Linked DNA regions of Homo sapiens: region 2 is linked to region 1. A link is an interaction called in ENCODE POLR2A ChIA-PET data of the cell type or tissue named here. Cell type or tissue: OCI-LY7. All regions are shown on one strand. Each heading gives the region's core, and the rest is flanking DNA. Links, peaks and the distances in the headings are about the cores only.

Region 1 (6,500 bases), core at 4,001-6,500:
TGGCCAACCCTCAAGTTCTAAAGCCCAGTACTTAGTGAGTGTTCTTAAAAGAATTAAGCTGTTAGCACATTCATACATCCAGCCACACACAGTGTCCCTTCCTGCCTCCACTAATGCAGGTGAGCATCTTCTTACATTAAATGGGTCTGCCTGAAACATTAGTTTTGAAGGTGGAAATGGAGCCTATGTGTGTCCTTGGGCAGGCACAAAAACAGTTCCAGATGTGTCTTCATTTAAAACAACCAGCTTTATTGGTAATGAGAGAGGGGACTTTCTGTTAGTAAAATTAGACATATTTCAGGGGTCCAGAAGTTAGTACCCAATGTTTGCTTGCTGAGACAGGAATCATGCTAATCCATCTATTCCTCCATGTCATTTCATTACTAGAGAAGTGCATTCATGAACCAAGGAAAGAGGCCATGACTTCTGGTTTGATTGTCCCTTGCCTCCTCCACCCACCTCTATGGTGGTCAAGTAGGATCTCATAGAAGAGGGGAAGAGGGTTAGCAGCTGGGATGGCCCCAGAATGTAAAACTATTCTTTCCTAACTCTGGAACCTAACTTGAGTTGTTTGGTTTTGGACTTTTGAACATCATAAAGCAGGGCATTCCTCTGGTCCTGAGTCTCTTTGAGGCCCTCTGCTTGTCTGTGGGGATTCAATGATGAGCAAAATATAATCCCTATTCTCAAGGAACTCACATTCTGGTAGAGTGGAATGTGGAGATGAAATAGAAACTATTCTAAAGGCACAAGATATATGCTATAAGAAAAAGGTGCCAGATGGGAGCAGAAGGAGACATTATTAGAAAATGCTTTATGGGAGAGGTGACATTTGAGCTGATCCAGTGGGCCTTACCAGGCAGAAAAGATTGGAAAGAAACGTGCATGCAAAGGCAGAGAAGTATGAGAAAACGTCTTGTGTTTAGGGACCTGAAGGCTGCTTAGAGAAGCTCGGAAGAAAGATACGAGAAGAAAACTGAAGGGAGAAGAGGCAGGGAAGTTGAAGGCTTGGGTTGAGATTTAATATCCATTCCATGTTATCCTATAGGTGACGGAGAAAGCAGGTGAATTTGAAACAGAGTGGGGACATAATACCCTCAGCTTAAGAATGATTCATGCTGGCAACAGTTTGGAGGATGGATTGGTGAAGAAGAAGCTAGGTAAGGGGTGAAATACCAAAGATAGGTTTTCAGTTTTATTTAGAATGCCTGTGGTATTTAAAGTAGTCTTACAGTTGGGGGACAAATGGGAAGAAGATGGCTTGGTCCAGGCTACATCATGCCACCTTTCTTCTTATGTAACTTTCTGATGAGTTAGGCCTAAAGAGGGATACCAGGAGGTTTGCTTTCCTCTTATGCTACCTGCTCCATGCTTACATTTTCCTCTCCATTGGGTCCATTTGATACCTGAAAGAAAATCTTCTCACAAAATGGTCTAGAGCCCACCTGTTCAGAGTCAGGAAGCTCAAATAAACAGATGTGAATGAAACAGACCTGCACCCGTGTAGGCCAGGCCTTCCAGGGTTATAGCACAGAACTGGTCTTCACTGCTGCAAGACCAAACCTGACTTTATCTGGTCACCTAGAATTGATTAAGCTCAATGAGGCTAGTTGACCCAAACTTTATAAACTCTTTGATGTATAAACAAATTATGTTGAGGGAACTGATAATAACATTTTACATTCCCATAGCACTCATTTTCTACCACAAGTAATATTGAAATCCTATTTTGTGCCAGAAACCAGGAACACAGAAGAGTGAAAGCAACAGGATGCCTTCCCTCATGGAGTTTCTCATCTAGCTAAAAGGAACAGTAAATAAACACACAAGGCCAGGCATGGTGGCTCACACCTGTAATCCCAGCACTTTGGGAGGCTAAGGCAGGCATATTACTTCAGGTCAGTAGTTCGAGACCAGCCTGGCCAACATGGTGAAACCCTGTCTCTCTGCTGAAAATACAAAAATTCGCTGGGCATGGTGGTGGGTGCCTGTAATCCCAGCTACCCAGGAGGCTGAGGCAGGAGAATCACTTGAACCCAGGAGGCGGAAGTTGCAGTGAGCTGAGATGGCGCCACTGCACTCCAGCCTGGGCGACAGAGAGAGATTCCGTGAAGAAAGAAAGAAAGAGAGAGAGAAAGAGAGGGAGGGAGGGAGGGAGGAAGGAAAAGAAACACACAAATAAATATATGATTAAAGTGCAATGAAGAAAAAGAACTGGGCACTAATAAAGAGAAGATCTAAATTGGGTTGGCAACAAAGTATTTCTGGAGAACTACTTGAGCTGAGAAATCTTAGACTAAGAGTTCCCCATGTGAAGAGCAGATGAATAGGAGTGAGACATCCCAGGTGAAGAATCAGCATGAAGGAGAGCCTGGGAAAGACTCTGGTGCACCCTAGTAGTTATGAGAAGGCCTGAATCCCTGGAGCATACTAAGCAAAAGAAAGAGTGATGAGCAATGACATTTGTACTCACCCATCCATACTCTTGTAGTTTCCAAAGCTCTTTTGCCTCTTCTGTCTCATGTTATTTTCACCACTGTTCTCGGGATGCCCATTGATAGTAGTCATGTTTCATGGGAGCAGAAGCTGAGGCTCCCAGTGAGTTTTAAGTGCTTTTGTTGAGGCCATGGCTCCAGTAACTGGTGGGGCACAATTTGGTCCCCAGGCATCAAGAACCATATTTTTCACCTATATTGTTCCAAGAAACAGAAATCCTGGTGACCTTGGGTCTCTTACTCAGTGCACACCCCTACGTCTACATCAAGGACCCTGAGGACTGAATTAGTTATCAGAAGGTTCTTTGATGTGCACAGCATCTGAGCAAAGGTAATCAGATAGTCTCCTGGGATATTTTGTCCATGCCGCAGCAATGTCTAATGAACTCTCCTTGCCTCTCTGCAAACTCCCCCTCTCTGGAGAGAACGAACACTTCTGTGCTGAGAAGCCCTGAGAGTTTCTTGCTATACAAACTTCTTTCATGTACATCACTAAAAAACATTGTTTGATGATTGCCTCATTATTGCTTCAAACAATTGTGTTACCAGATGACCAATACAGTTATTGCCTTCTTAGGTTGTAGGTACTCACTGGTCCCCTGGACAGAATTTGAATATTTCCCAAATATCCTGAGGATTGTACATTCATCACCTTGGGCTGATGACTAATCTCTTCCAGGGTGTATTGATTGATCTTAGGTTCATGCTTGAAGGGGGAAACTTTTCCTGATATTATGTTATCCTGGAGAAAAATGGGCAGGCATCTGAATTGTTCTATTATTGACCATTCTACCAGTTAAGATGTGTGCAGGGGCCAGCAACAGAACATGCAACGTAAACCAGAAGACCAGCTATGAAACAAGTCCACGAGTGGCTAATGTAGTGGCTTAATGACATAATCACGGGTTCAGGTGCCTCCTATCTTTTCATTTCACCATTCTCAGTGTGTCAAGGAAGTTTCTTGTGAGCACTCAAGATACCTGCAGCATTTCCGGCATCATAAGTCAACACAATAGTCACCAGCAATGCAGGAATGTTTACTATCATCTTTCTGTTTTTATTAACAAGAGAAACTTTCCTAGCGGCTCCCCACCTCCACCCCAGTAGACTTGCCCTTTTGTCCCATTGGACAGGAGCAGGTCATATTCCTAGACTCAAAATCATTCATGACTAGGAAATGAACCCACCATGATTGCTTGTACTTTGCCATCTCCTACCTCCTTGAACTTAAGCGAGAGGACTTCTGACTTGCATCAGCCAATGAAATGCAAACAATGGTGACATATCACACCAAGATAGGACGCCTTGAGAGCAACTACAAGATTCAACATCTTCCCTTTTCTTTGCCTTGGCAACTGTGGACACACAGGAATGCAATGTCCATCAGCCTGTGTCCTTAAACGATAGTGATGTGGACAGAGTCCACTCTCCTCTCCCACAACTCCTGACCACCAGCATACCCACAGTGACCATTTAGCATGAGCAAAATCCCCCAAGAATTTGTTGCTTTAAGGCACTGAATTTGAGGGTTGCTTGTTCTTATAGCATTACCTAGTATATTCTAACTCTAGTAGGAACCAACAGTAGGAACGATATCCTCTGGTAGGAACCAATAATGCTTGCTACAAGCATAATAAAAACCGACACGTATATAATATTTATAATAGATACCATTTGCTACATGTCTCCTATGTAGCAGGCATTGTGTTAGGACTTCCAGGGTTGGTGTTAAGGGGAAATGGAGCATCAGGTCTTGTTCAACTTTAGGAAATAAGTGACTTGTAGAAGCTCAAGCTGAATCCAACTCTTCCTGACTCCAAAGAACTGGCTTTGTCCACACAGGACCTTGCTCTTGAATAGTACTGCCATGTAAATTTCTATCTCATTGAACTCTGCAACTTCTCTGCCACACAGGCACTGTTATTTCATTTTGTATATGAGGAACTGAGATTTAGAGAAAAAAACTATCTTGCCAAACTTCAGAGCTAGAAAGACACTAGAGCCTCTGCCCTTCCCACTGTTCCTCACTGCACTTCTGAACAAACACATCAGGAATTGAGGTATTATGAGTTAGGGGAGAGAATTGAGGTATTATGACTCAGAGGCATGCAGATTTTGGAGTGAAGTGCCCCTGCGTTAAATCTAGCCTCTGCCACTTGTAGCTGGGGAGCATGGAGCCAGTCCCTTACCATTGATTGCTAATCCTCAATTTCTTTCTTTGCAAAAATGAGGCCAATCATGGCTGCCACAGAAGGTTGTTGGGAGGAACATACATCTAAAGCACTTATATACAGCAGGCACAGAATAATTAGCTAGTTTTTACTGTCGACTTGTTAATTTAAGAAAAAAAAATCAGGAATACAATCAGGAATACATACACACACATACACACACACACACACACAGCTGAAATAAAAACATTTCCCATTAAGATTCAACGAGGTCTCACAGGGCCTACTTCTTGGTCATATAAGGGCTGGCAGGTCCTCTCTGTGGGCTGGAGAAAAGTTTTGTTTCCCCAGCTGCACTCACGGGGGAATACTCTGCAGGCACTGCATTGTGAACCTGTTTGGCTTGGCTCAGAGGCCTGTCAGCACATTCAGGAAGTGAAGTCAGAAAGAGGCAGGATTTCAAACAGAGCCAGCTGCACACAAATGCCCAGGCAGTGAAATGCCTTATTCGAGCAGGGTGCCTATCAGCCTGGCTTGCCCTAGGTGCTGTCAAAGAAGCCTCTGAGAGTGGCTCTGTGCCAGAAAAGGAAGAAGCAATCACCAGCACCCAGGCTAAGGCCATAGCTTCCACAACAAGGTGGCCTGGGGGCTGTGCAGGGGTCATCTCAGCCAGTCTCCTGCCTTAGGCTCTCTGAGCTTGCTCTAAACCTGAGCTCTCTGAACTTGCTAGGTGGAGGGCCTAATGTTTATCTCCTGGGAGTATTGAAGTCAAGGTGTGAGATTGGGAGAAGAGATGAGGGAAAGGACAGCAAAATGAAGGAATGGGTTACCAGTGTTGGGGAGGGGAGGGAGAGAACTGGATGAAGTGCCTGAGAGGATATGGAATCCTGAGAAAGAACCATGCTGCCACTCTCCAGCCATATTCGCATGCCGAGGAAACAGCATAGTGGCTAAGATCTGAATTCTAATATCAACCTCGAGCTGTCAGTGGGAAAATATTTCACTTGTCTAAGCCTCAGTTGCATTCACTGTGAAATGGAGATAATATAATATCTACTCCCATTGTGTTGCTGTAACGATTAAATAGGTCAATATATGTAAAAGAGCTTACTTAACCTAGTGCCAGCAAATCATAAATGTATCAGTTAGAATTCCATGGTTGCAAGAGGCAGGAAACTTAGTTTAAATGGAAAGGATTTTTATTGAAATATATCAGTCAAAAACCATCATAGATGTAGCTCCAGACATGGCTATATACAGGGTTCAAATGGTATCATCAGGCTTTGATTTCTGTCTGTCACTCAGCTTGCTCTGGAAAGTGTTAGCTTCATCTTCAGTCTCCATGTGGTAGTGTCCAGAAAGTCCCAACTCTCCATCCATAGGGGTCAGAGGGCTACAGCAATTTCTCACAGCCTCCCAGAATTATGCTTCATTGATCTAATTGGGTCACATACACATCCCTGAACCAATCAGTATGGCCAAGGGGTGAAGTGGGATATATTGACCAGCTTAAGTGTAGGTCAAGTGCCCACCTCTGAAACCAAGGTTGTGGAGTCATTCAAAGCACATGGCCAGACAGGGAGGAAAGAGGGTATCTTCAAAGGAAAATCAGGATCTAGGAGGGAGTAGATACTGGGGGGATCAAAAGAAAATGTCAACTACCAGAGCTCATCCATTTAGTGATTATTGTTGCTGTTATTATTATCAAACCTTGCAGACCAGGCTAGAGGTATCTACTGCCTTTCTAAAATTGGGTCACAATGCATTACTCATTATTTACTTTTTGGTCTCTCAATGGGCAATTCTGGTCAATGTCTTCTTAAAGTCTTATCTT
Region 2 (4,185 bases), core at 1-2,500, 230 kb after region 1:
TTTCATTCCTCAGATGCACCAGTCACATTTCAAATGCTCAGTAGCCACATGTAGGGGCTACCTTATTGGACAGTGCAGACATGAACATTTTTATCATTGTAGAAAGGTCTGTTGTATGGTGCTTCTTTAGACGTTTGAGTTTGCCACCTCTGTTATACAGAAGTTTTTAGGTAGCATTTATTATTATTTTTAAATTTGTATATCCCTTTGCCAGAGATTGCTATCTTTTAAATCTTTTAAAGATTTACAGATCATCATGTCATTTTTTAAATGATTACCTGGTATTTACCAGGGTAGGACTGTATGTTAATTGTCGGGGTAGGATTCTGTTGCCAGGGTTTGCATTTTAGAAATAATGCTTTAGCTCTAGTTTGGGGTCAAACTGTAGTGGGAGGGGTTAGTGGTGAAATAAGGCAGGGAGATTAGGTGGGTAGTGATCAACACCATAAGACCACAGAGCCCAGGAAAGGCTAGAATGAGATAAGAAGGAGGTAGAATTGACATGACTGATTTAATGTGGGCTGAGATATTTTGGATGCTAAAGTTGCTGTAGAGATAATCCAGTATTTCTGGAACTGATTAAATGTTGAAAATTGGTAAATTTGGCTTTGCAAAGTGTAGGAGGAACCCTCAGCTAGTTCCAGTAAACAACATGTATAATATTAAAATGCTGTCAATTTACAAAAACAAATGTATAACTGTTTTATACCATGTAAACGTCTTAGAGATCATTTATTTGCAGAATACAGAAACTCATTGAAGAAAGCGCATTATTTTGGGGATAAAGTAAAAGCTCATGAAGCTCAATTAAGTGTAGGAAGTACAATGGTTTCATGGGAATCAGGGAGGTCTTATTCTCTCATATTCACTCTGGCTTTGTGGTCTCTCACTTATCTTCTGTCTACACTTAATAGTCCATTGTCTTTTCTGTGGATCCACTTTTTTTTTTTTAAAAAAGCTTTTTGTTTGTAGTTCTTGCTTTCATATTGCTTTGTTTAGCCATAGCACCCGCTGTAGACCCAACTTACACATGCCCTTATATTCCTGTGCGGAATACTGTTTTATGTAAAATCTTTTCAGTATCAAATACCTACTCCTAGCTCTGTAGCTAATGGTAGGGGTTGCTAGGGATGAATGTGGCCGTCTAAGCCTGTCCCCTAAAATGAGGCTGTAAGATGCACATTTGGAAAAGGACTTGTGCTTGGGCAAGTGTCTGAAGCTTATCTACTACAGTAAATCATCAGATTTGAGGTCAAGGAAAGAAAGTGGGCTTGGGTTGTTTTTGCAGTTTGACTTCTAGAAGAAGACTTTACATTTAAACCTTAAAACACTTTCCCATTTAAAACAGTTCTTTCCATTTTTTTTTGTCTTTCTGCATCTGCCTAAATGGCATGAAAAATAATTGCTGCCTTCCTGAACTCTTCAGCTACTCATGGATGTCTTTTTAAGAATGCATACAGTATGTAGTATTTAATAACTGAATTTTATTATCCCCTAATAGTCTTACTTAGGTTCAGTTTTGTCTCCCCAACTAGATTATAACCTCCATGAGAGCAGGACTATATTCTGTGCTGCATAACTCTCATGGCCCCTAGCCAATGAAAACCTTACTAGCTACTCCAGTATGAATTGTGAAATGACTTCTAGGCTTAAATTATTTAACAATTTTTCAGCTTGGTTCAAAAAAGTAAAAACAAAGTATCTTGTTAATAATGTCAAACTATTATATATCAGCCTGGACTTTACTAATTTAAAATTGGTTGTATTTCAAAAAGGGTTAACTCAAAGTTAATGTTTTACTTAGCATGCCCTTTATTAACATTATACATTAACAGTGCAAGGGCAGGATGTATGAATTACATAAAAAATAAATTTGAGTAATTTTCAAATGGTTTGATATATAGATAATACTATTAAAACTGGTAGTCCTGGAGCATCTTTCTAGATAATATCGTATTAGCTTAGGTTGAAGTTTACATATTTTTTTCCCCAACTTTTATATGAAGATTTTGAAACATGCAGAAAAATTTAAGGAACACATATGTAACTATCACTGAGATACAATGATTGCTGATATTTTGTTTATTGACTTTATGTCCTTTGTGTGTGTACCTTTGCTGTACAATTTGAAAGTGAGTTTTATTTATCATGAACAGATCCTTCAGCAAGTATCTCAGGAATAAAATAGTCAGATAACCACAATATTATCACCTAAGAAAATAATAATTACCTAAAACAACTTGAAATTCAATTCATATTTAGATTCCCTCAATCTGGGTTTTTTTGTTTTTTGTTTTTGGTTTTTTTTTTTTTTTTTTTTTTTTTTTGACAGGTTCTCATTCTGTTGCCCACGCCGGAGTGTAGTGGCACAATTTTGGCTCACTGCAGTCTCTTGCCTCCCAGGTTCAAGTGATTCTCCTGCCTCAGCCTCCCAAGTAGCTGGGTTTACAGGCAAGCACCACTCTTTGTAATCCCTTCCCCTGCTGCTTTTTTCCTACAACTCCTCAAGCAGTCACTCATCTCTCTGTCACTATGGATTAGTTTGCATTTTTTGCAGTTTATATTATAGAGATGTAATCAGAGTATGTACTTTCTTGTGTTTTTCCTGTTTTTTTTTTTTTTTTTTTTTTTTTTTTTTTTTTTTTTTTGAGACAGAGTCTCACTCTGTTGCCCAGGCTGGAATGCAGTGGCGTCATCTCGGCTCACTGCAACCTCCGCCTCCCGGGTTCAAGCGATTCTCCTGCCTCAGCCTCCTGAGTAGCTGGGATTACAGGCAAGTGCCACCACACCTGCCTAATTTTTGTATTTTTAGTAGAGACGGGGTTTCACGCCTCGAATGCCTGACCTCAAATGATCCACCTGCCTCGGCCTCCCAAAGTGCTGGGATTACAGGCGTGAGCCACCATGCCCAGCTTTTTTTGTGTTTTTCAATGAATTTATACAGTTCACCTAAGATGTCAAGTTTAAGATTTTATCTTTCATTGATTTTAAGAAGTTATGTGCCTTGTAGTTTTTTTCCTTTGTGTTTCTTTTGTGTAGGATTTGTTAAACTTTTTGAATTTGTGGTTTTATAATTTTCATCAAGTTTGGAAAACTTTTGGCCATTATTTCAAGTGTTTTTTTTTTCTGTCTACACCTCCTCCCCGCTTTTTGGGGACTTCAGTTAGATGAATATTAGGCCACTTGAAGTTATTGCATACCTCATTGATGCCCTGTGCCTTTTTTTATTATTGTATTTTTTCTCTGTATTTCATTTTAGATGGTTTCTATTGATACGTCTTCAAAGTCACAAATCTTTATTTCTACAATGTTAATCTGCTGTTAGTCTCATCTAGTATGTTTTTCATCTTAGTTCTTACAGTTTTCTTGTCTAAAAGTTTAGGTCTTTTAAAGAAATATATTACATATCTCTACATAACATGCTCATATTTTCCTTTAGCTTCTTAAACATGTGCAGTATAGTTACAATAACTAATATCCTTATCTACTAATGCTGTTATTTGTTTATTTAGGAGTTAGTTTCCACTGATTGATATTTCTTCTAATTGTGGATCACATATCTTGCTGCTTGCATGCTTGGTGATTTTTAATTATAAATTGCACCTTGTTAAGTGTTAAATAGTTTTGTGTCCTAATACCTGTTTAGATTTTTTTTTTTTCCTGGGATGCAGTTGTTGCTTGGAAGCATTTAATCTTTTTGGGGGTTGCTTTTAATATTTGTTAGGTGGGGCCAGAGCAGCTTTCGGTCTCAGACTAATCTTTCTCTAATGTTGAGGCAAAACCCTTCTGAGTACTCTACCCACGAATGATAAGGTTTTCCACTTTGAATGGTGGGGAGGGGATAGGCAGTATACCATGCCCTGTGTGAGCCCTGTATATTATTCCCTGCAATCTTTTCAGGTGGCCCTTTCCCAGCTCCAGGGAATTTTCTTACACATATGCCCAGACAGGACTCAGCTGAATATGGGAGGGGGATTCTCTGCAGAACTCTAGAGTTATTTCTCTGTGCAGCTCTTGTCTTCTCTTGTCCTCTGTCCTGTGAGCTCTAGCAACCTTGGTTTACTTGACCTCCCAGCTTTATCTCTTCGATTTAGGGGAACCACTGGGCTCCACCTAGGTTTACCCTGTCTGCATTGTGGCCTGGAAGCACTCTCCAGGCAATAAGCTAGGACAGTTGTAGGGCTC

The links. Peaks named below come from ENCODE experiments on the same cell type or tissue, not always from the same donor. Only the 100,000 strongest peaks of a DNase experiment are listed, where the experiment ranks them.
Region 2: POLR2A ChIA-PET joins it to region 1 with 6 read pairs; 5 of 35 experiments call an interaction of 5 or more read pairs at or near these places.

Annotation. Positions count from the first base shown.
Region 1 is chr1:58,772,180-58,778,679 of GRCh38, reverse strand. No RefSeq gene overlaps it. Among named protein-coding and RNA genes, the nearest start is that of JUN, 8.6 kb to the left of the region's middle. RefSeq lists enhancers at 4,476-4,535, 5,167-5,366. In OCI-LY7, for the core only: no CTCF peak of the experiment used is centred there; a DNase peak (open chromatin) is centred at 5,099.
Region 2 is chr1:58,539,757-58,543,941 of GRCh38, reverse strand. The region is part of intron 1 of OMA1 (OMA1 zinc metallopeptidase); the gene reads left to right. It also overlaps a transcript of DAB1 not described here. Among named protein-coding and RNA genes, the nearest start is that of OMA1, 4.9 kb to the left of the region's middle. In OCI-LY7, for the core only: no CTCF peak of the experiment used is centred there; no DNase peak of the experiment used is centred there.